3 separate regions of the Mus musculus genome follow, and regions 1 and 2 are each linked to region 3. A link is a loop called in an ENCODE intact Hi-C map of the cell type or tissue named here. Cell type or tissue: left cerebral cortex. All regions are shown on one strand. Each heading gives the region's core, and the rest is flanking DNA. Links, peaks and the distances in the headings are about the cores only.

The links. Peaks named below come from ENCODE experiments on the same cell type or tissue, not always from the same donor. Only the 100,000 strongest peaks of a DNase experiment are listed, where the experiment ranks them.
Region 1: a loop joins it to region 3, with 2.8 times the contacts of the local background. A loop is called at or near these places in 2 of 42 quality-filtered maps.
Region 2: it touches region 3 in a loop (4-fold over the local background); 2 of 42 quality-filtered maps call a loop at or near these places.

Annotation. Positions count from the first base shown.
Region 1 is chr3:31,323,913-31,331,485 of GRCm38, forward strand. No RefSeq gene overlaps it. Among named protein-coding and RNA genes, the nearest start is that of Slc7a14, 17 kb to the left of the region's middle. In left cerebral cortex, for the core only: a CTCF peak has its summit at 4,482; DNase peaks (open chromatin) are centred at 4,075 and 4,696; H3K27ac peaks cover 393 bases.
Region 2 is chr3:31,503,215-31,510,787 of GRCm38, forward strand. No RefSeq gene overlaps it. Among named protein-coding and RNA genes, the nearest start is that of Gm33886, 180 kb to the right of the region's middle. In left cerebral cortex, for the core only: no CTCF peak of the experiment used is centred there; DNase peaks (open chromatin) are centred at 3,855 and 5,506.
Region 3 is chr3:31,142,617-31,150,189 of GRCm38, forward strand. Cldn11 (claudin 11) reads left to right here and starts at 7,304. Exons shown (of 3, transcript NM_008770.3): 1 at 7,304-7,573. The coding sequence starts at 7,534. In left cerebral cortex, for the core only: a CTCF peak has its summit at 3,499 (motif pointing right); DNase peaks (open chromatin) are centred at 3,245, 3,540 and 5,129.

The DNA.
Region 1 (7,573 bases), core at 1,558-6,557, 180 kb after region 3:
GTTTTAATCATGGCTCGGTTGTGTCCCAACTCAGTCTCTGCCACTGAATGGGAAAGGGAAGTAGATTGTTTCTTCTCTACCTGCTACACAGAGTTATTATGGTCAAAGAGAGGATCAAAAATAAGTAGGACTTTCATGTTGTCAATGCAAATTTAAGAGATTACCGTGTTTTCATCCTTTGTGTCATTTAATAAAAAAAAAATAGAAATTTCAGAATAATTATCCAGAACAGCAGCTTTGCTTTGGAGCATTCTATTCTCAAAATCTAGTTGCAGCGGAAAAAAAAATGTAGCACAGGGGCTTTTAGATCTATGGTGCTGAGCACAGAGAACAATGACTTTGGAATAGCTGGAGGATGTCCAGATGGATGCCTCTGCCATCAGAGGAGTTATTTTTAGAAAAAAAATCTGAATCCCTGGACACCATTGTATGAGGAGAATCTGTGTTCTGCAGCAGAAAGCTCTGCACTGGTTATCCTTACATATGCAGAGGCGAGAAGCAGGGATGTGTGCCTGGAGCCTCATGGATTTGCCATGTAACCTTGAGGCAATCGTTAACCTCTTTGATCTTCAGGGTTCTCATGTGACACAAGAGATGGCAATGCTGAGCTCACAAGGTAGGGGGATGGTTATGTAAGTTGGGCTTCTCACACGGCAGAGTCCAGTCATGCCAGACACATTCTCACTCCCCAGCTGCCTGCAGTAACTACTCAGTTTATAATTCAAGCCAACAGCAATGTGAGAGGATCATTGCTCAAACTTTCTAAGCCTCAGAAATCTATAAACAGTTTTTGGTCTATGTGAACACATGCTTGTGTGTGTGTGTTTGTGCTAGATGTGGGTTCATGTATATGTGTGAGTGTATGCATGGAGTGTGTTTCAGTGTATGTGCATGAAAGTATTGTGAGTGTAAGAGTGTGTGAAGATGTGTATGTGTGTGCCCTAAAAGTCAACTTTGGGTGTCTCTGCTCAGATATTACCCATATTGCTTTTTGACCTAGGCCAGGGCCTGGAATTCACCTGTTCATCTAGGCTGGCTGGTCACGGGGCTCCAGGGATTCTTCTGTCCAGCCTCCTTGGCACTGCATGAGCCACCAGGCCTTGTGTGTGTGTGTGTGTGTGTGTGTGTGTGTGTGCGTGTGTTTGTGTGTGTGTGTTTGTGTGTGTGAGAGAGAGTTTTAGAGATTGAACTGGGGTCCTCGGGTTTGCAAGGCAAACATTTTACCAATTGAGTTATCATCCTGGCCTGTGTATTGATTAACATTTAATCCCACGGAAGATGATGTACAGATAGTATTATCCATGTGGTAATTTCTCAACCTCTTTAAGTACCTTTGCATGTTCAATTATATGTTGTCAAACTGATTTCTCTATTACAATGACGATTTACCTATAAAATACAATCAAGTAGTCATTTGTTTAATTATCAAGTGTGATGGTTTGTATATGCTCAGCCCAGAGAGTGGCACTATTAGAAAGTGTGGTCTTGTTGGAGTAGGTGTGTGTGTGGGCTTTAAGGCCCTCATCCTAGCTGCCAGGAAGCCAGTATTCTAGCAGCCTTCAGATGAAGATGTAGAACTCCCTTCTTTGCCTGCTTGCACTTACTTGCCAGCACATCTGTTGGAACCTACTTCTACACAAGACCAGCTGAAACAACTAGCCTTGTGGAACTGAGCAACTACTAGATTCTTGCACTTCCCATTCACAGCTGACCATTGTTGGGTTAGTTGGACTACAAACTGTTAAGTTATCACAATAAATTTCCTCAATATAGAGAAACATTCAATAAATTCTGTGACTTTAGAGAACCCTGACTATAAATGAAGAAAATACCTAATAAAAAATTGGAAAAAAAGATAGCCCTGACTAATACACCAATCTATCATTTATATAAAAATTACTGGGTTTTAAAAAGTGTAACTAGCCTTCATTTTGAAAAGTGAATAGAATTTAATGATGCTCAGAAATGCAGAGAATCAATTTTGGTCTTTAAATGCTTTGTTTTACTAGCTTGTATACTCATGAGCAAATAGGCCATTGTTGCTCTCTGTAACAATGACCCTGACTATATATAGCCAGCACCTCTGAGTCATCAGACATACACTAAGTAGCTACTCAATGGTAAGTGATCTTGTTCAGTTTGAGTTTTATGGCAAAACTATTTTATCATGAGGCATTTAGATATTTTCACTCCTCCTCCTCCTCCTCTTCCTCCTCCCCCTCCCCCCTCTTCCTCCTCATTATTATTATTGCATATGCTTGTGGACTATATGTGTGTGTATGTGTTGGTTAGTTTTAGGCTAACTTGAAACAAGCTATTTGAGACAATAGACTCTCAATTGATTACCTCTAGGCAAGTCTGTAGGACATTTTCCTGATTGATGATTTGTGTGAGAAATTTCTGGTGATGCCATTCCTGAGCCCTTGGTCTGAGATGGAACAAGCAAGCAACAGTAGGCCATGAAGGATAAGCCACTAAGCAGTACTTCTCCACAGCTTCTGTGACAGCTCCTGCCTCAGGGTTCCTGGCTTGCTTGGGTTCCTGCCTGACAACTCTCAGTGATGGAGCATAAGGGAAATAAACCCTTTTCTCCCTAGGTTGCTTTTATTCATGGTGTTTATCACAGCTATAAAAATCTAACTAAAATGGTGTGTGTGTGTGTGTGTGTGTGTGTGTGTGTGTGTGTGTGTGTGTGTGAGAGAGAGAGAGAGAGAGAGAGAGAGAGAGAGAGAGAGAGAGAGCATGCATGTGTGGAGGTCAGGAGGCAGCTTTTAAAGTCTTGTTTTTCTCCTTTCACTGTGGGTTTGGAGATTGGTCTCTGCTCCCTAGGGTTTGGTGGCAAGTGTTTTCATCTTGCCAGCCCCATTAGTAGGCATTTCTATAGGTTGAACTTGAGAATTTCATTTCTTTACATGAAAATTATATGAAAATCTCAACCCAATTAGGTGCTCCATGTAGACTCTGGAGCCAATAGAAATCATAGTTATGCAAAAGAATTGAAATCCACAGATGTCTACAAACATTTATAAACAGTGGAAATTACCTCGCTGTGGTGTCATTAGTCCAAATACATTACATTATACTATATAGACAATTATGAATGCAAACAGGCCTGCTTTAAGTAAATTTACTGGTATTCCTCTCCTATAATGAATTATTAAACAAAGCAGGCTTGCCTGTGGACTAGATATACAGATCTAGTCTTCTGTCAAGACACAGATTCTGTGGAGAGTGAATGAACACCTGAAGAAGTTGAAACTCTGCTAGGACAGAAAAGAAAACAGAATAGCTGCCTAAGACATGTCTGGGACCTGTCCTTACTGGCTGTGTAAGGCAGGCATGCTAACCTTTAATTTCCTTATAAAATAGAGAAATTCTTTATGAGTTATAGACTTTGGTATCCATTTTTTCTTTCCTCAATAGCAACATCTCTTAATTTTCTTTACTCTTGGTTGGAAAGCACTATTAAAAAAATCCACATTCCTTAGTCTGTGTTGCCTTTGGGACTTTGGGTAGAAATTTCCTCCATGGGTGAATTTAGAGATTTGTGAGTTGTTTTCTTTTTCAAGTTTATTTCCTACTTTGAATTTAGATTACTCACTGGAGTTGTCATCCATTTCTGAGGAGATGATGTCATCACAGGTGGGGCCATGATTCAATGCTGGTAGACCAGAAAGACGGACAGAACCTGGACCTTTATGATTGAGAGACTGTCAGTTCAGCCCTGGACTTTCTAAGCGGAGCCTTGTTTTATGTGAGAAAATAGGTAAGCTTAATTCTTATTTTAGGTAAGCTTTAGTGACAGCAGGATACAGTCGTCCCTAGTCATCAGCATATAACGAATGGTTAGTAAAATTGACGTGTCCATGGCAAGCCATGACCACTTAGCGCATGGATGCAACAAGCTTCCATCTAACCATGCAACAAGTTACTCTCTTATGACAAATTTTAACAAAATGTCATCCGTGAAACTGCGATGCGTTTTGTTCACAGATGAACAGTTGAAAAGTCAGAGCACACAGGCCAGATTGTGAGTTTACAAAGAGAAAAGGAAACTGGAGTCATTTCTCCTCCATATTGCTTAACTCTGCCACCATGTGTTCTGAGTCATTTCCTAGTTCAGCACAAAAATTGCAAGAAAAAGTACATCATTATGGAATGGAACATTGAGTTGCAATTATAAAACGGAACAGTTCTTTTAATGTACACTCATATTAAATTTTATGTGTGTGTGTGTGTGTGTGTGCATATGAGGGTGTTTATGTTTTTTTATTTCACAAATTGACCTGGAAATATTTCAGGGGTTGTCCAATTAGGCACAAATAATGAAGCAGTATTACAGACAACCCTGGCATTTCCTTTACACTGAGTATATATTTTAGAACAATGCTCCACCTACACACACATAAAGGGGTCTCCATTTTCAATGCTGAAATATGTTTAGGGGACATGCAGAGGAGTAGCTCTTATAATCAATACCAGATTCTAACACTGGGTGGGGTGTGATGGCATTCATCTGGAGAGTGGGCCGGAAAGGGAGTAGGAAGCCTGTATTTTGACTAATAGAGATTGAAGTGCTGGTGAGCTGTCAGCACAAAGAGACAGTGCTCCAGTCCTTCGTGGCCACTTTCCTTGTGATTGATGGGCTCCAGGGAAGGTTCGGCCTTGGTGTGGGAGCAGCAACAGGGGTACAGATGCTCTCTGCCCCCGTGTCCTGATGGAGCAGATGCCATGGGTAAGCGTAGGCACGTGGGGGTGGGTGCCTGGAAACCCATGGTGCAGCAGATGCTCCTGGTCCCACATTCCAGCAGCTACTGTCAGAGTTATGGCCAAGATCATCTCCGTGCACACAGCAATTCTGGGGACACACTTTATAAATAATGTTTAAGCCTGAGCTGCTTTCCCTTTCCTAGTTGCATGGAGTCAAGACTTTTTCTGTTCCACGTAGCTTCTGTTTGTTCTGTCTCCTCCCCTAAGACAGTGTAACAGGGACACAGTATAGTGAAAATTAGGCGAATCTGGAACTCAGTTTCAGAGTCTGAACAATTCAGTTCTTTAGAAAATAAATCTGTATTTTGATTGTCGGGAAATCAGTACATACTCTCAGCATCAGCACACTCATCTATAAGATGAAATAACAAGCTTACCTGGGGAGTTGTAATTATACATTTATAATGAGTAGTGAAATAGATAGATAGATAGATAGATAGATAGATAGACCAACCAACCAACCAACCAAACAACCAACCTTGCCAACTCTGTCTAGTTCCCTTCCCCAGGCAGCCGTTCCCCTTCTGCTTCTGGCCTTGTACGTTCCCTTCCCTTGCACCCTTGTCAGTGATAGCTATAAGCTTAAAAATTCAGTTTAAATATGACCCCCTTCCACGATCCCCTTAAGAGTGGATGTGTGGACACAGAAGCAGAAAACACAGGTAGGAGCCATAGTTCATGTCTTTTTGTTTGTTTGTTTGTTTTTTAATTCTTGGAGGGAAATAAAATGGCTGACTGGTATGTGGTGGAGCTTCCATCCAGAGCCAATAGCCTTCCGGGCCTTTGTGCTTACTCCTGATCCAGGTTGGTCTAGAAATGGGGTTCACCCGTCTCGATTCTCTTCTCTTTCCTGCACTCTGAGGTTGAGGTTTCTAACTGGATTAGTCAAGCTTGCTCCCCATCACCCTTGCTCCAGGGCCCACACCTTTGCTTATAATCTATGATTGATTTCTCTCTTCTGCGGCTCCTTCACTCGGAGGCAGCCGGTTTCACATTGTGTGCAGTGTTTCACATCGCTATTCACATACACCCCGTAAGTATGTTGTGATGGCCAGTCTTGACTATCAACACGTTAGGGGTTAGAGCCTCCATGAGAACACATCTATTGGTGTGTTTATATGGATGTTTTTAAAGAAAGTCTTGCCGGGCGGTGGTGGCACATGCCTTTAATCCCAGCACTTGGGAGGCAGAGGCAGGTGGATTTCTGAGTTCGAGGCCAGCCTGGTCTACAGAGTGAGTTCCAGGACAGCAAGGGCTAACCCTGTCTCTAAAAAACAAACAAACAAAAATAAAGTCTTGCCTTATGGGGGAAGACCCACCTTCAGTGAAGGTGAGCGGCACCATCCCATAAACGTACTTACCAGACTGAGTAACAGGAAGACAGGGAGCTCTGGGGGGCATTCACGTCTCTCTGCTTCCCGACTGCATCCATAAGTGACCGACGGCACTATGTCTCTGTCATGACCCTTTCCTCATCATGAAGGACTGACCTTTTAAACTGTAAGCCAAAATAAGCCCTTTTTGGTGTAAGCTGTGTTTGTTATGTGTTTGATCACAGCAAAGAGAAAAGCTGCTAAGAGACCCTGGTGGTTTGAATGAGAAATGTCTCCCATAGGCTCACATGTTTGGTTGAACACTTGGTCTCTGGTTGCTAGAGATGTTTTGGGATGTTAGAGACCCTTTAGAAGGTGGAACCTTGCTAGAGGAAGTCTGTTATGGGGTACAGGCTTTGAGGACTTCTAACCTCTCCTTCCTTCCTGGTCTCTCTCCCTGTCTCTCTCTTTCTCTCTCTTCCCCTCCCTCACCCCCTCTCGTCTTTTGTATCTATCTGTCTATCTATCTATCTATCTATCTATCTATCTATCTATCTATCTATCTATCTATCTATCTATCTATGGGATGTAATACCATCAGCTAGCCTTTCACTCCTGCTACCGTGCTGTGTCTCCCATGACATGATGGGTTCTGTCCTTCTGAAACTAAAAGCTAAAATAGACTCTCTTCCTTAAGCTGGTTTTGGTTATGGTATTTTATCACAACAACAGAAAAGATAAATACAAATCTGTACAATGAGAATACATAATATTATTGAGTGTGTGCCTTATATGCAAAGAAAGAGCATTTGGTCAGAAATTTGACTGTTTCTTATTCTGAAGCTGAGAATTATTTGAGCCTAATTTTCAATGCAGCGTGCAGCTCTAGACAGCTATATGTATTCTTCTTTGTGTGTATACTTCATTTTGCTTATGAAGTGTCCTGGTAGTGAATTCTTCAGTGTTTCAAGGCACAGTGTAGCTCTGCTCATTTACATCTCTCCTTGAGTTACTGTAGATTTATATCCAGAGTGAAATGTAGAGTCCTTGGGCATCACTGACACCAGTGGAGTGATTGCTTTTCTAGAATAGTCACGTTGCTTTTCATTTCCACTGGCAGACAAGCTTCCTATCTTGGGTTTTTTCCCGTCTCTTTTGCTACCCAAATCTGCATGAGTGTGGGGCCATCCACTGGAGCATGCGAAACCTACGAGTGGGTGCAACTTCAAAGAGACATGATTCTTCCTCTCTCTGTGGCTGCCAACTGCCAATAACTTTTTAATAAAGGTAGGGCCAGAGGAGTTCTGGCTAGACTTTCTGGCTAGTTGTCATATAGATCTTGGGCAGGTAGCCACAGTTGTTGTGAGGGCCACAGCCCTGTCATGTTCGTAAGAGAGCATTTCACACCGTGCCTCCATATTCTTCCATTCCTCTATGCTGTGTGCCTCTCCTTGCTCTCTGAGCTCTGGCAGGGGCAGAGAGGGAGGGAT
Region 2 (7,573 bases), core at 1,558-6,557, 360 kb after region 3:
GCCTGATTATTCCCACAACTCAGACAGAAGAAAAGCTTTTAAAAATTTACTTACTTGTTCTATATGAGTTGCTATCATCAGACACACCAGAAGAGGGTGTCAGATTCCATTACAGATGTTTGTGAGCCACCAGGTGGTTACTGAGAATTGAACTTAGGACCACTGGCATAGCAGTCAGTGCTCTTAACTGCTGAGCCATCTCTCCAGCCCTCTGGAAGAAAATTTTTAATTCCAAGAGAGATGCAAATACTCAGAGCAATGATGTGCATGCTGTTGTGACAGGAACTGTTTGTAGACACTGTCCTAGGATAGAGTTGTGACAAGCACTGCTACCTCATTGCTCCAAGGACCAGAGGATAGCTGGTAGTCTAGGAATCAGAAAAGAAGCAGGCCCAGGGAGCAAGAGCTGGAAATAAGAGGATTGTTCTCTCTCTCTCTCTCTCTCTCTCTCTCTCTCTCTCTCTCTCTCTCTCTCTCTCTCTCTCTCTCTCTCTCATACACACACACACACAATGCACCGTCACATCACCCTCTTCCACTTCAGAGACCCCCCCCACCTCCCTTTATCAGTCCAGTGTGACCAGGATTATAACCTTTTCAAATTCTAAATTGGAAAATTTTGTGCATTTGTTTGATTCACAATAAATGTGTGAAGTGAGCACTCACTGCTCCTAACCTTAGTATTAATAAGTATAGATCATGGTCTACAGTTTTTAAGACCACTTCAGTTGGGCCTGGGATTGGCCCAACAGTAGAGTACTTGCTTAGTGTGCTCTGGATTTGATCCCCAGATTCATCAAGGGAAAAATAAATACACTCTTTCGTTTATGTAAGCAAATCAACCCAGAAGTCATAGTTGTTTCACCAGAATAGAATTTTATGAGAACTCTTTGTTACTGTGTTCTTTCTCTGGTTGTATCCACCTTTTCCTACCTCCAAACATCCCATCTGTTCTTTTCAATGCACTTACAACTCCCTCAACATTAGCTAAAAATACAACTGTACTGTCCCTCCTTAGCACACCAAAAACTAAAATAGTCTTGCCATCTGACTAATGATATAGTAAAAGCTTCAAATGGTCTTCACAATACATCATTATAATCTAATAGGGTGCCAGAAAATCGACCTGTGAAGTTCACATCTTTACTTCCCCTATTAGCCTCTTAGGTATTTAATCACAGACACAAATCACTGCAGAATCTTTTGTTTCTTATTTTAAAAAAAAGTGAGAATTCCCAGATGGGACACTATCTAGGGCCTTTCCTGCAGTGTATGAATGGTTAACAGAGCATTACCAGGCCACGACTTGAGCAAACTTTTGTTATCCTTAGACCTGGTGCCCCCCATTCCCTGACACTGTGTTGTGTGACAGATGTAGAACCGTGAAGTGCTGAATGTCAGTATAGCCCACTGTATCTTGCATGTGTGTTTACCATTCTTTTGTTTATTGATGGTTTTCCATCTTATCACTAGGTTGCCTTGCCCAGCTTCTCATGACCCTAAATCCCTCCATGCTTATTCATCCTGGATGCTGGCCAATCAGTTTCTCATCACAGTGACAAAATACCTGAGATGAACACCTTAAGGGATGGGAGTTTATTTTTGTCTTGTGGTTTTAGAAGCTCAGTCCTTACCTACCTGGTCCTGTCACTGTGAGACTGGAGTGAGGCTGAGCATTATGGCGAAGAGTGGAGTAATGCTGTTCTCCTTATGGTACCTAGAAAGCAGAGAGCTAGAGAGTAGGAGAAGGATCGAAATAACACATTACCTTTGAAAGCATCTGCTCAATGACCTACCTCCTCCCAACTGGGCCCCATCTCTAATGCCTCCCAATGATGCCTTCATGTTAAGCCCACTGTCATGTCAGAACCCCATGATCAGATCACCTCAATGATTAGATTCACCAGCTGGGGACTGTATGGCCAGCACGTGAGCCTTTTGTAGAGAACACTTCATAAACAAACCATGACAGAGGCCTCTGTCTTCAGCTTCCCATATTGTATTCAGTTTGCAGCTACACAGGTTCCTCTGACTTAAGATTTTGTGCTCTTCTGCAGGAAGTCAGTGGCTGCTGGGAAAGAATCAGTTCCAGAGCTAAGCCCCTGATGGGTTATCCAATCCCAAGTGGTCAGCCGTAAACATATAGGAGCAATACTAAGAGGACTTGGTAGGTTGAATATGTGTGTACACGAACACATGTCTATGTATGTGTGAATACAACAGTATCACAAGGGAGGTCATGAATTTGATAGGAAAGGATAAGGGAGGATTTGGAAGGGTAGGGGTTGAAATGGTGTAAATACAGTATTCATGTATGAATTCCTCACAAACTAAATCAAGAAAGATTCTGTGCTCTAGACAACAGTCACAGGTCACCCGATCACTGGGAAGACCCTCTGGGAAAATGGAATACCACTGTTCAGCTTCCTGTGCCTGGCACATACTTCTGATATGATTTCGGAGAATCTTCCCGTATCTGTGTGAGACAATGTAACTGCCCCATGGACAGGCATCACTGCGACAGGACCCCTTCCCCACGGAAAGCATGAGAGTATCACCATGCCTTTCTCTCTTAAGCTGTAGTGCTCCCCTGCTCCCCATTCTCATAGCACGCCCCTATGACATCATCCCAGGCCACGCCCCTATGACATCTCAGGCCACGCCCCTACAACATCCCAGGCCACTGGGGATTCCTTTGGAAAGCATGGGTATTACTGACTGTAACCTACAGAGGCCTAAAACATGCTGCAAGTATTAGGTTTTGGGATATGGACCAATAGCACAGGTTAAGAGAACTCAGTCAGTATTTAGGGAGAAGAGGATGGGCTTCACATTCATTCTCAAGGGGTTCAATGGTTTCACTCCTCTGTTCTCAGAAATCCTAAGATTTCCAGGGATTGGAAAAACCCTCATCTGGTCCAGATGAGCTTGTATCCTAGGGAAACTCCAACACAGGCTGTCTCACTGTGCTCAGAGATTTTTCAAGACAACTCCAGTCCCAGGATCCTCTCCCAACCAAATCTAACCTTCCCAGGTACAACGCTGAGATCAGAGATGAGGTGACCAATGCATGATTCAAGGGCTCCTGAGACATAGGAGTTTCAGTCCAAAGCTCGGCAAATTTGAGAAGATCCTATGAAGTGATCTCTCTTGCAGAAACCATCATTATATAAGTAGGAAACTTAGACATGACCTTCCCATACCCAGTGTCCTATCAGCTGCTAGGAGGTCCATGACCTGAAACAGATGTGGAAAGCATGTGTGATCACTATGCATTCTGGTACACTTTTCAATAAAATAATTAGGGTATCTTCTGCACATAGTTAAGATTCAATCAGTGACATTCCAAAATTAGTTTTAATTGATGGAATTTTACATAATTATGATAACTATCTCTAAAATAAGTGATTAACTGCTTCAATAAAAAAAGAATGTTCTGAAAACAAACCTCTGAGGAATCATACATATTCTCCAAGATATTTGGCCAATTAAAAGCTCCTTCAATTTTGTTTTTACATTTTTGCCAACAAAGGTTGCTTAGCAACCATCAGGTGGATCTTGTGTCTCATCAGTTTCATCTCCAACCTTTGCTCCTGCAGACTAGAGGGAAGAAAGGATGGTGCCCTGTGATAGCACCTGCTGTCACAAGCAGGCTGAGGGCTTTGAAATGTAACAGACCCTATTGCTTGCACCCAGGTTTATCCATCTAAAAACAGTGAGTTTGGATGGTGTCTTAACTCACAAAGGCCCAATAACTGGAGAGGGCTGAACATAGCAACTGCTCTGAAGGAAAGTTGCTTAGTTGGCCAGCTATATACATAACAGACAACAACACACCTACGAGTTAGTGGGGGTGGTACTGCTAAGGTCTTAGAAAGACTTAAAATACCTAGACAAGAGCACTTAACTAGATGCTGGGGTGCCTAGAATTTGATTGTCTGCGTGGTGATTTGACCAACAATGCTTTCCATAGGCTCAAATTGGTGTGGCTTTGTTGGAAGAAGTGTGTCACTCAAGGCTGGGCTTTGAGGTTTCAAAAGCCTGGGCCAGGCCCAGTCTCTTTCCACTGTCTGCAGATCAGGATGGAGGACTTTCAGCTACTGAAGAAGTTGAAGTACCTTGTCTGTTTGCTTGCTCTCTACCATAATGGACTAAACATCTGAAACTAAGGAAGCCTTGCTTTAAATGCTTTCTAAGAACTGCCTTGGTCATGGTGTCTCTTCACAGCAATAGAGCAGTGACTAAAACTGTCTGGCTCATGGAAACCATTTTTCCTGGAGTGGAGAGGGCAAGAAGGAGTAGTAAAGGTGATGTAAGAGGCCAGTAGAGGTAATGTAAGAGAAAGACAATGTCTCTCAGCGTTTAGTGCATGTTCTAGTCTTTTGTGGAGAGTTTAGCAGTGAGATGGAACCCAGCTTTTTCTGCTGCTCTGTCTTCACAGAACTCTACTTCTCAGCCTGTTCCCCTTGTGTGGCATAATGGGTCTCTCTTTCTGTTCCCTCCTATGCCCTGTATTACCCTCATCAGCTATCTTAGCCTATTCAAAATCAGAGCCACTGTGCCTCCCCACTGTCTTGTCTGGGAACTACTATCTAACTAAAGGCCTCCTTCCATGTTTCTTTAACTTCAGTTCTGTGAACATTTTAGGCACCTCAAGACCTTCAAGCCAAATAATTACCTTGTCATCAAGTCGATACTAGAAAAGAGCAATTGTCTAATCCATCAAGTCGATACTAGAAAAGAGCAATTGTCTAATCCAAAGCTGCTGATGTCATCAAAGCAAAGAGAAATTAGGGGGTCCAGGGGTAAAGTACAGTGACTGACCTGCTTGGCATAAAGTGGCCCCTAAATTTGATCCCAGTGCTCCAGGGAGGGGGAGTTGGAGCACTGGCAGACATCTAAGGAGAAAACAGTGTAACAAGACATAGAAAAGGATGGACATCTACAAGTCAAGGAGGGAAGCCTGGAATAGATCCTTCCCTCTCTCCATCAGAGAAAACTTCCTCTCCGTAGTTCAGTTTTGACCTGTGCAGAACTGTGAAGCATTAATTGTCTGTTTATAGTACTCTTAGGACAGCCTTTGAAATTTATGTAAACTTTGGTTCCCAAAGTGAAGCTCAACTGTGACATCCACATGTATGAGGATTGCTTGGGCATTGGATAGCAGTCAGACACTGGAAGACTTTTGAGGTTCAGCATTAAAAACAAATGGCTGGAATAGAATGTTGGTAAAGATATGCTTGTTGAAGGACTCTCTGGGGAAGACTTGGAAGGAAAAAAAGGAGAGCTGTAGAGAAAGTGGCTATTGTTTCAGAGTGTATATTTTGCACTGTGATCAGAATGTTGCTAGAAATAGCAATGTCAAAGGCACTGCCGGCCAGGTCTCAGAGGGAAGCGAGGCCCTGTCTGTGGAAACTGGAGACAAGGTGATCCTTGTTACAGTGACGGGACTTGGCTGGTCTGCAATCTGCTAGACAGAAGCAGAACATGAAGCACAGAGCTTGGATACTTTCTGGGGTTTCTGAGCCAAGTGTGGAAGTACAGACTGGTTTCTCGCCATTGCTGGTGATAAAACATGAGAGAAGAAAAATAAACTGAAGGCTCCCAAGCAGAAGGAAGCCATCACTGGTTGGTTTTGATGAATCTCAACATTTCCAGGGTTCTCTAGAGAGGGGACCAATCACTATCACAGCAAAAGCCAGAGACAGAGGTGCAGTTATAAAGCATGTTGGAAGATAGCATTGCCTGACAGTGTGAATGCCTGAGTTACATAGGAGACCACTACAGTTTCTAAAAGTTTTGTATCAGCTGGAATGCTGGACATCAAGGGAAAGAGATGGGATAGAAGGAAGGGGGAGGCCAGTGGGGTTGCCACTGCTTCTATACAGCTAGAAGACACTGGCCCACAGGTAGAGAGCCACCTCCTTTTTAAAAGCAAAGGATGAGCCTTGTGTAAAGTTAGTACAGGAGGCCATATTGTCTAAACATGGTGGACCAATCCCTCAGAGCAGAAAAACGAGGCAGAAGCTTTCTCTTAGGGTTGTAAACACAATAACTTTCTGATATAGAAACTTTACATGTGTTTTGTTTTGTTTTGTTTTGTTTTGTTTTGTTTTGTTTTGTTTTGTTTTGTTCTTGAGGAGCCAGTGCAATGGCTAGTCTTTATCCAGAAGCCTTGGACATGAGTTTCAATCTTCTTTAGCAGCTTGGTGATGAAGCAAATTGCCTAACATTTCATGACTAGGAAATTTGTAAAAATTAGGCTTTAGTTAAGACCACACCTGATGTGAAGGTGTTCAGCTTTCAGAAATATTGAAACTAGGGCTGCATAACAACAACAAAAAGAATAAACAAAACTGGCCAAACTCGGGCTCTAGAAGGAAAACTAAAGTAATATACTTACATCACTCCTCGTAACACAAGGCATGTGTGCATGGGTATGTGTGTCTCAAGTCTGAAGCACAGAACCACAGGACAAAGCATCTGATCATTTCTCTAGCATGGGTTTTCATCTCTTTGTCTATTTACAACAGACCTTATTAAATTGTTCTATTCTCTGAGGTTATTGTTACCTGCAAACATCTGTAGTCTGAAAGTAATCACAAGAAAATTCCAGAAGCAATTCCTGTTTTAAATGTCACATCTGTGAGTATGATGAGATTTAAAAATATCTTGCTCCAAGCCATCCAAGATATAATTTATTCCTTTGTCCAGAGCATCCATGCTATCTATGTTTTCTTTCTGTCAATCCTTAATAGCCTTTTAAGTTGTCAGGTTGCATATGGCTTGAACTCAGCATTTGTGATAAATAACCCTATTTTACTTAATAATAACCTCAAAGCACAAAAGTATTGGTGCTAGGAATTCAGATATACTAAAGAGAAGCTACAAAGAACCCCCTTTAAACGAAAACGAAACAAACAAACCTCAACTTAATAAGGAAAATAAAATCTTAGCCTGAGATTACTAAGATCTATAGTACAATAATGTAGTTTGTATTATAAAATATTTTGCTATAACATATTTTTATCTTATTATTTATTTTTGTTCTCTGCCTAATTTATAAATTTAAGTTTAATGTGATGATTAGAAAAAGAATAGGATATTTATGTAGTTTACTGCTAACCATGATTTCAGAAATCAGGGGTTTGGGAATCTATGCCTCCAGATAAAAGGGAGAACTGTGAGCAATATCCTTATCTATGTTGAGGTCCTTGCTAATATTTGTATTTTTGTACTTTTGTGTGTGGTTCTAAAAGTTTGATGCATAAAGCTATAAAACCAAGCAAGTAGGGCCTGGGGAGATGGCTCAGTGGTTAAGAGCACTAACTGCTCTTCCAGCAGTTCTGAGTTCAATTCCCAGCAAACACATGGTGGCTCACAACAATCTGTAATGGGATCTGACACCCTCTTCTGGTGTGTCTGAAGACAGTGACAGTGTACTCATATATATTAAATAAATAAATCTTAAAAAAAATACAAAAACAAGCAAGTATGCAGGAGTCCCTCTAGACAGGCTTAAGGTGTCTGTCTAGAAAGATCTAACTATCTTTCCCTCTGTTTCTGTCTGTCC
Region 3 (7,573 bases), core at 797-5,796:
TATATATATATATTATATTATTATATTATATTATATATATATATTATATTATTTATATATATATAAATTATATTATATATATATTATATATATTATAATATTATATATATAATATATAATATATATTATATATATATAATTATTATTATTATTATTATTATATATTATATATATATTATATTATTATATTATATTATATATATATATTATATTATTTATATATATATAAATTATATATATATAATAAGTTACATGCACCATGAGTTCAGGATTTATAATATATACATATATATATATATATATGATTTATTTATTTTATGTATATAAGCACACTGTAGCTGACTTCACACACACCAGAAGAGGGCATCAGATCCCATTACAGATGGCTGTGAGCCACCATGTGGTTTCTGGGAATTGAACTCAGGACCTCTGGAAGAGCATTCAGTGCTCTTAACCACAGAGCCATCTCTCCAGACCCCATTTAACTTATTTTAAGTCCTTTTTGTGGGGTAGGGAATTGAGACAGGGTTTTCCTGTGTAGCCCTGGCTGTCCTGGAACTCACTCTATAAACTAGGCTGGCCTTGAATTCATAAAGATCTGCCTGCCTCTGCCTCCCAGGTACTGGGATTAAAGGTGTGCGCCATCACAGCTCAGCAGTCTTTTTTAAGTTTTTTTTTTTTTTTTGAGACACTTGCTTACATCATGAATTTTTACTTCCATAATTCTAAAAGAGGGTGTATGTGAAGTTTTTGCAATATCAAATATTTTAAATCCACCAGAGAAATTTGTTGTTTAAAAATAGATCCTATTATACACTGGAACTAATTGAAAAGAAAGTGGGGAAGAGCCTTGAGCACATGGGCACAGAGGGAATTTTCCTTAATAGAACACCAATGGCTTAGGTGCTAAGATCAAGAATCGACAAATGGGACCTCATAAAATTGCAAAGCTTCTGTAAGGCAAAGGACATTGTCAATAAGACAAAACAGCAACCAACAGATTGGGGAAAGATCTTTCCCAATCCTACATCCCATAGAGGGCTAATATCCAATATAAACAAAGAACTCAAGAAGTTAGACTCCCGAGAATCAAACAACCCTGTGAAAAATGGGAAACAGAGCTAAACAGAGGATTCTCAACTGAGGGATACTGAATGGCTGAGAAGCACCTAAAGAAATGTTCAACGTCCTTAGTCATCAGGGAAATGCAAATCAAAACAACCCTGAGATTCCACTTCACTCCAGTCAGAATGACTAAGGTCAAAAATTCAGGTGACAGCAGATGCTGGCGAGGATGTGGAGAAAGAGGAACACTCCTCCATTGTTGGTGGGATTGCAAGCTTGTACAACCACTCTGGAAATCAGTCTGGCAGTTCCTCAGAAAATTGGACATAGTACTACCTGAAGACCCAGCTATACCACTGCTGGGCATATACCCAGAAGATGTTCCAACATGTAATAAGAACCCATGCTCCACTATGTTCATAGCAGCTTTATTTATAATAGTCAGGAGCTGGAAAGAACCCAGATGTCCTTCAACAGGGGAATGGATACAGAAAATGTGATACATTTACACAATGGAGTACTATTCAACTATTAAAAACAATGAATTTATGAAATTCTTAGGCAAACAGATGGAACTTGAAAATATCCTGAGTGAGGTAACCCAGTCACAACAGAACACACGTGGTATGCATTCACTGATAAGTGGATATTAGACCAAAAGTTCAAAATACCCAAGATACAATTCACAGACCACATGAAGCTCAAGAAGAAGGAAAACCAAAGTGTGGACACTTCAGTGCTTCTTAGAAGGGGAAACAAAATACTCACAGGAAATATGCAGACAAAGTGTGGAGCAGAGACAGAAGGAAAGGCCATCCAGAGACTGCCCCACCTGGGGATCCATCACATATACAGACACCAAACCCGGACACTATTGCGGATGTAGGTCAGTGCTCGCTGAAGGGAGCCTTATGTAGCTGTCTCCTGAGAGGCTCTGCCAGAGCCTGACAAATACAGAGGTTGACTCAGCCAACCATTAGACTGAGCATAGGGTTCCCGATGGAGGAGTTGGAGAAGGAACTAAAGAGCTGCGGGAGTTTGCAGCCCCATGGGGGGAGCAACAGTGTCAACCGGCCAGACCCCCCAGAGTTCTTAGGGACTGGACCACCAACCAAAGAGTTGAGGGACCCATGACTCCTGCTGCATATGTGGCAGAGGATGGCCTTGTTGGATATAAGTGGGAGAAGCAGCCCTTGGGTTTGAGCAGGTTCGATGCCCCAATATAGTGGAATACCAGGGCTGGAAGGCAGGAATAGGTGGGTGGGTGGGGGGTGGGGGGTGGAGAGGCAGGGGGAGGGGATGGGGATTCCGGAAGGGAGACCTGGAAAGGGGATAACATTTGAAATGTAAATAAAGAAAATACCCAACAAAAGAAAAAAATATAAAGAAAAATAGATCCTATTAAAGGTACTCAGTGGCCTGTGGAATTGCCTTAGTTAATAGATACTTTCTTTTTTCTTTTCTTTCTTTTTTTTTGTTTTTGTTTTTTGGAGATAGGGTTTCTCTGTATAGCCCTGGCTGTCCTGAAACTCACTTTGTAGACCAGGCTGGCCTCGAACTCAGAAATCCGCCTGCCTCTGCCTCCCAAGTGCTGGGATTAAAGGCATGCGCCACCACGCCCGGCTAATAGATACTTTCACGCAAGAGGGCCTGTGTTTGATCCTCCAGACCTGTTTAAAAAAAAAAAAAAAAAAAAAGGCTGACCTGGGACTGAGGAAATGGCTCGATGGTTAAGAGAAGTATAGCGGGCTGGTGAGATGGCTCAGTGGTTAAGAGCGCTGGCTGCTCTTCCAAAGGTCCCAAGTTCAAATCCCAGCAACCACATGGTGGCTCACAGCCATCCGTAACGAAATCTGATGCTCTCTTCTGGCATGTCTGAAGACAGCTACAGTGTACTTACATATAATAAATAAATCTTAAAAAAAAGAGAAGTACAGCACCAAAGAGAAGTACAGCACCCATATCAGGCAGCTCACAGTCACCCATAACTCCAGCTCCACGAGGTCAGATGCAGAGACAGACAGTCCCTGGAGCTAACGGGCCAACAAGGCTAGCTTACTGGTTGAACTTGCAGGCCTGTGAGAAAAGAAAACAGAAAACCAGAAGGTGAATGGTGGCCAAGGAGCAACACTCGATGCTGTCCTCTGGCGTCTACATGTGCCACACCCCCACAGTCATGTGATCCCACTCACGTCATGTATATACCTACCCCATGCAGAAGGAACTTGATTTGTGGTCTTAGAGAAGTGGGTTCCTAGACACCTTGTGCTTTCATATATTTGGTTTCCTAAAAAGATGTATATTTTTAACGAATGAAAAAAAAAGTGTTACAGAAAAATGCAAATTTTAGTTAAGTCTGTCACCAGTTTGGCTCGTGGGAAGTTGAGGTCAATCCAGCCTCAGGCTGTCTCAGTGCGTTTCTATCTATACAATGACAGTCACTAGAGGGCGCTAAGAGCACACTGATTCGCCCATCGTTCTCCATGTGCTCCGTTAGATGCCAGCAAAATCTCTGGCATTGAGTCAGTCACAAGCCGCCCGAACTGAATGGCCTCTAGTTTGGCTGGCTAATTTCAAGTGTAAATGGTAGGATAACATTTAACACAGATGTTTCTTTCTTCACATATCTGTGAATACACTAACTGCCCCCCTAAGCCTTTCTTTTCAAATATCTTCACTTGATCTTAGCCAAAAGGCCGAGAAGCGATCTTTTCAAATATCTTACAGTAAGAATAAAAACAAATTCATATGGAATATGATATTGGGTTTAAGGCCAGAAGATAGAAACTCAGTTCTCCTCTAGAACTTTCTAGTTCTGCGTCATACTGTGGGGACGTGGAGAGGTGACATGGCAGAGTTTCTGAGAGAAAAGGAAAGGACCTGGGACTGACTGGGAACCACTGGCGACACTGTCTGGGTGTGGTTGGACTCATTGTCACACTGGAGCGGGGCCTGAGATTGTGTGGGGCTTTCTCATTTACTGCATTATGTGGGAAGTCAGATCATGATCACTGGGGACACTTGTGATGCTGTCACAGCAAGGAATGTGGGAGAATCCCGATGTCAAAAAAAAAAGTCAGAAAAAAGAAAACAAAACCACAAGAGAGCTGGTGGGCTTTACCCAGAACCCAGAGCCCCTGGCCATGGGACTGTGTCCTCAGCCTCTGTGGCCCATGCTCTGTACTTCCGTGGCTGCCTGGGCTCCTTTGAACTGGATAACCTTTTTGCTCCTGGCTAACTTATTCAGCTAGATTGTATCTCTGCTGGCCTCCCTCAGGTGTCATTTTGTGTGTCTGTCATAGAAGATGATAACAATAACTTAATTATTCAGTGTCTTGTCTCTTACATGCACCTTCCATTTGTATGTGATTTATGTTACCTTTGTCTTCACAATACCCCTGGTGGGAAATTCACTCTTCTTGTTTCCAAGTGGAGATCATGAGAGTCACATGGGCAAGGGAACAGATCTAGAAGGAATGTGTTCCCTGGGTGTCTCCTTCCAAGACAAAAAATTTGACAGCTTAGTTAAGTCATTTTATTACTTCGTGCCAAAGTTCTGAAATCTGACTTTACAAATGTGTGTGTGTGTGTGTGTGTGTGTGTGTGTGTGTGTGTGTATGCATGTGCATGCATTCATGAGACCCATGGGTGGGCAAGCCATTACTTAACTCTGATTGAGTGAGCTGTCATGTGGAGAACATTAACTCTAAGAATGTAAGAGTTCTAAGAATATAAGTTTCATAGCTAGTTTTGCAGTGAATTGATGGAGCTCAGGGTTTTATAGTTTATATTGTCCTTAGCACAAAGCTAGTTTTGGATATTAAAGGGAATATCCGTCAACATCCAGATGAGTAGACTTTATGATGAAATACTCCGTAGACTTGATGGTTCCTTCGAAGAGGAGCTATATTTCCATAAAATAGTTTGCATAAGCCCTCACCCTGCGAGAGCAAAAGGAGACTGCAAGAACAAGAATTCTGAGCTTCACATCGTAATCTAGTGTCCAGGTTTCTTGAGGATTTGTTGCAGACATTGCTTTCAGCTCGGTATGTATAGTGACTCAGATACCCATAAAAAGAACTATACGGTAGGCTCCGTGTTCATCCCACTTTACAAATGACAGGGAACCGAGAAACATTACATAAAACCGACGTGAAGGCTCACAGGGAAAGGCACTGCCATCAGCCTGAAGTCCTGCCTGTGGTCCCTGGGACCCACTCGGTGGAAGAACACTGACTTCTGCAGCTGTCCTCTGACCTCTATGCGTGTGCCATGCACACATATGCACACAAAGTAGGTAAATAATGTAGTAAAAGACACACGGAATTCTCAGGGGTCGGATACAAACATACTTATTCTTTTAAAAAGCAATGTGAAATGTTTTGATCCCGTAGGCAGTAGTAGTGGAGCCAGGCCTTGGACTATGCAGGCTGGTCTGGGTAGCTCAAATAGCGACTAACTTGTCAATCAACAGCACCAGGCCTGCGTCAAACACATTGCAGGAGTTATCCCCCATAGGCCACAGTAACAGTAATAAAGTGTTTGCCATTCTCACTCCAAGACCAACCCACCAGTCACATAGGCTGAGCCAGCCCAGTGCAAGGCCAACCCACCAGTCACATAGACTGAGAGACAGCCCACTCCAAGACCAACCCACCAGCCACATAGATATCCCACTAGTCTCCTTGATCAAGGGCAGTCTTGGCTTGAAGAGTTGGTGGCATGTATGACCCCATCCATCATGGGGATAACTGCAGCAAGCTCAACAGGATGATGAGCAAAATGTCCATTTGCTGAAATCTGCCACCATTTTAAATAGAATAAGAGGAGAGGGGGAAGAGGCCCAGGTGACTAGATCAAGCCATACAGTAAGATAAGCAATCCTTTTCTTGACTTAAAATTGCACAAGTCCGAAGCTGTAGCTCAATGGTAGAGCATTGTCTGGCTTGCTCAAGTCCGTGGGTTCATCCCCAGTGCCTCCCTCCGCCCAAGGGCACAGAATGAGCCTTATCTGAATGCGTGTAGAGAAGGGGGCTGCCTGGTAGCCTTTGCTGATAGCTTCTGCTTCCCACTCAATCTGGGCTATCGGTTTTCTCGGTGGAGAACAGAAGCTAACTTATTTACAGTGATCTGGGCAGAATGCCTGGCTTTTAATGTATCACAAATGGAACACCAAGCCCTTTAGGAACATTCAGAAAGTGATAACCAGGATGGATTCTCAGGAAAGGTCAGGGACAGGAATGAGCGGGGCCCACGGAGTCTCCTTCCTAGCTGTGTGAACTTCAGGAGCTTGTCCTTTGGGGGGCTGTTTCTTCTGTGTAGAATTGACAGTTGTCCCCACTGCAAAGTGTGGACAATTCAGTAAGCTGTGGTATAAGAACACATGCACTTATCAAGTATTAATAACAGTGAGTAATCGTCACCATTATTGTGACCAGAGTTAATTCTGCTGGCACCATCTTTATTGTGTTATTTGTTTCTTGCGAAGTGTGTATGTGTGTGTTTATGTGTGGCGGTGTGTGTGGGGTGTGTGTCTGTGTACACACGTGTGCACTAGGAGGATGTCCCGTGTCCTGCTCTATCCCCATCTACCTTATTTCCTCGAGCCACAGAATGGCACTGAACCTGGCTCTAGAATGGCAGCTAGCAAACTCAGAGGTCCTTCCGTATCAGTCTAACAGCACCGGGTTACGGACTTAGTAAGCACCATGGCAGGCTTTGTACTGGGTGCTGGGCATTGGGATTGAGGCTCTCTCGTGTGCCAGCGCAGTAAGGGCCCTCACTTACTAAGCTATCTAAGCCCTCTCCCCGGTCTTTTCTTATGGCAACATCGGAGTGCTGAATGTGTCCCCTCTGTTCCTTAGGGGCATAGGAAAATGTACTAGGTGCCCTTGGAAGTGTCCACAGCAGAGAAGAGGGAGCGGTCGGAGAGTTGGTAGAAGTTTAGGAGGGAGACATAGAGAGAGAGAGAGAGAGACTACTTCTCTAGGAGTGAGACTACGCTTAACAAACCCAACAGGAGCTGGACGCGCCCCCTTCACTCTGCGGGTCCCTATCGGGATGGGATTAATTTAATTCCCAGCGCTGACCGTGTGTCACCAGCCGTGGGGCAGCCTGCTGCCCCTCCTCAGCCCCTGCTCCCTTCTACACCCGCACCGAAGCCTGGCTTGCGATTGGCCGGCTCGTCTCGGGGGCTGTCGCGGATTGGCGCTTGCCAGCCCGGGCCCCGGAGTTTAAAGAGGGGGCGGGGACGCGCTGCCCAGCAGCGCTGCAGTCCCCTCCAGGCGCACCTGTCCCCGCTGCACGCTGTCGCAGCAGTGCTTGCAGCCGCTCTCTCCCCATCTCGAGTAGCCCGGAGCCAGCGGCTCGCGAGGGCCAAGAGGGCAAGCCTAGGGAAGGCTCTGTCCAGGACGACACAGGGGGCACAATCCGTGTGAGTCGAGCTGCGTGGACGTCGCTGCGGCCACCATGGTAGCCACTTGCCTTCAGGTGGTGGGTTTCGTCACGA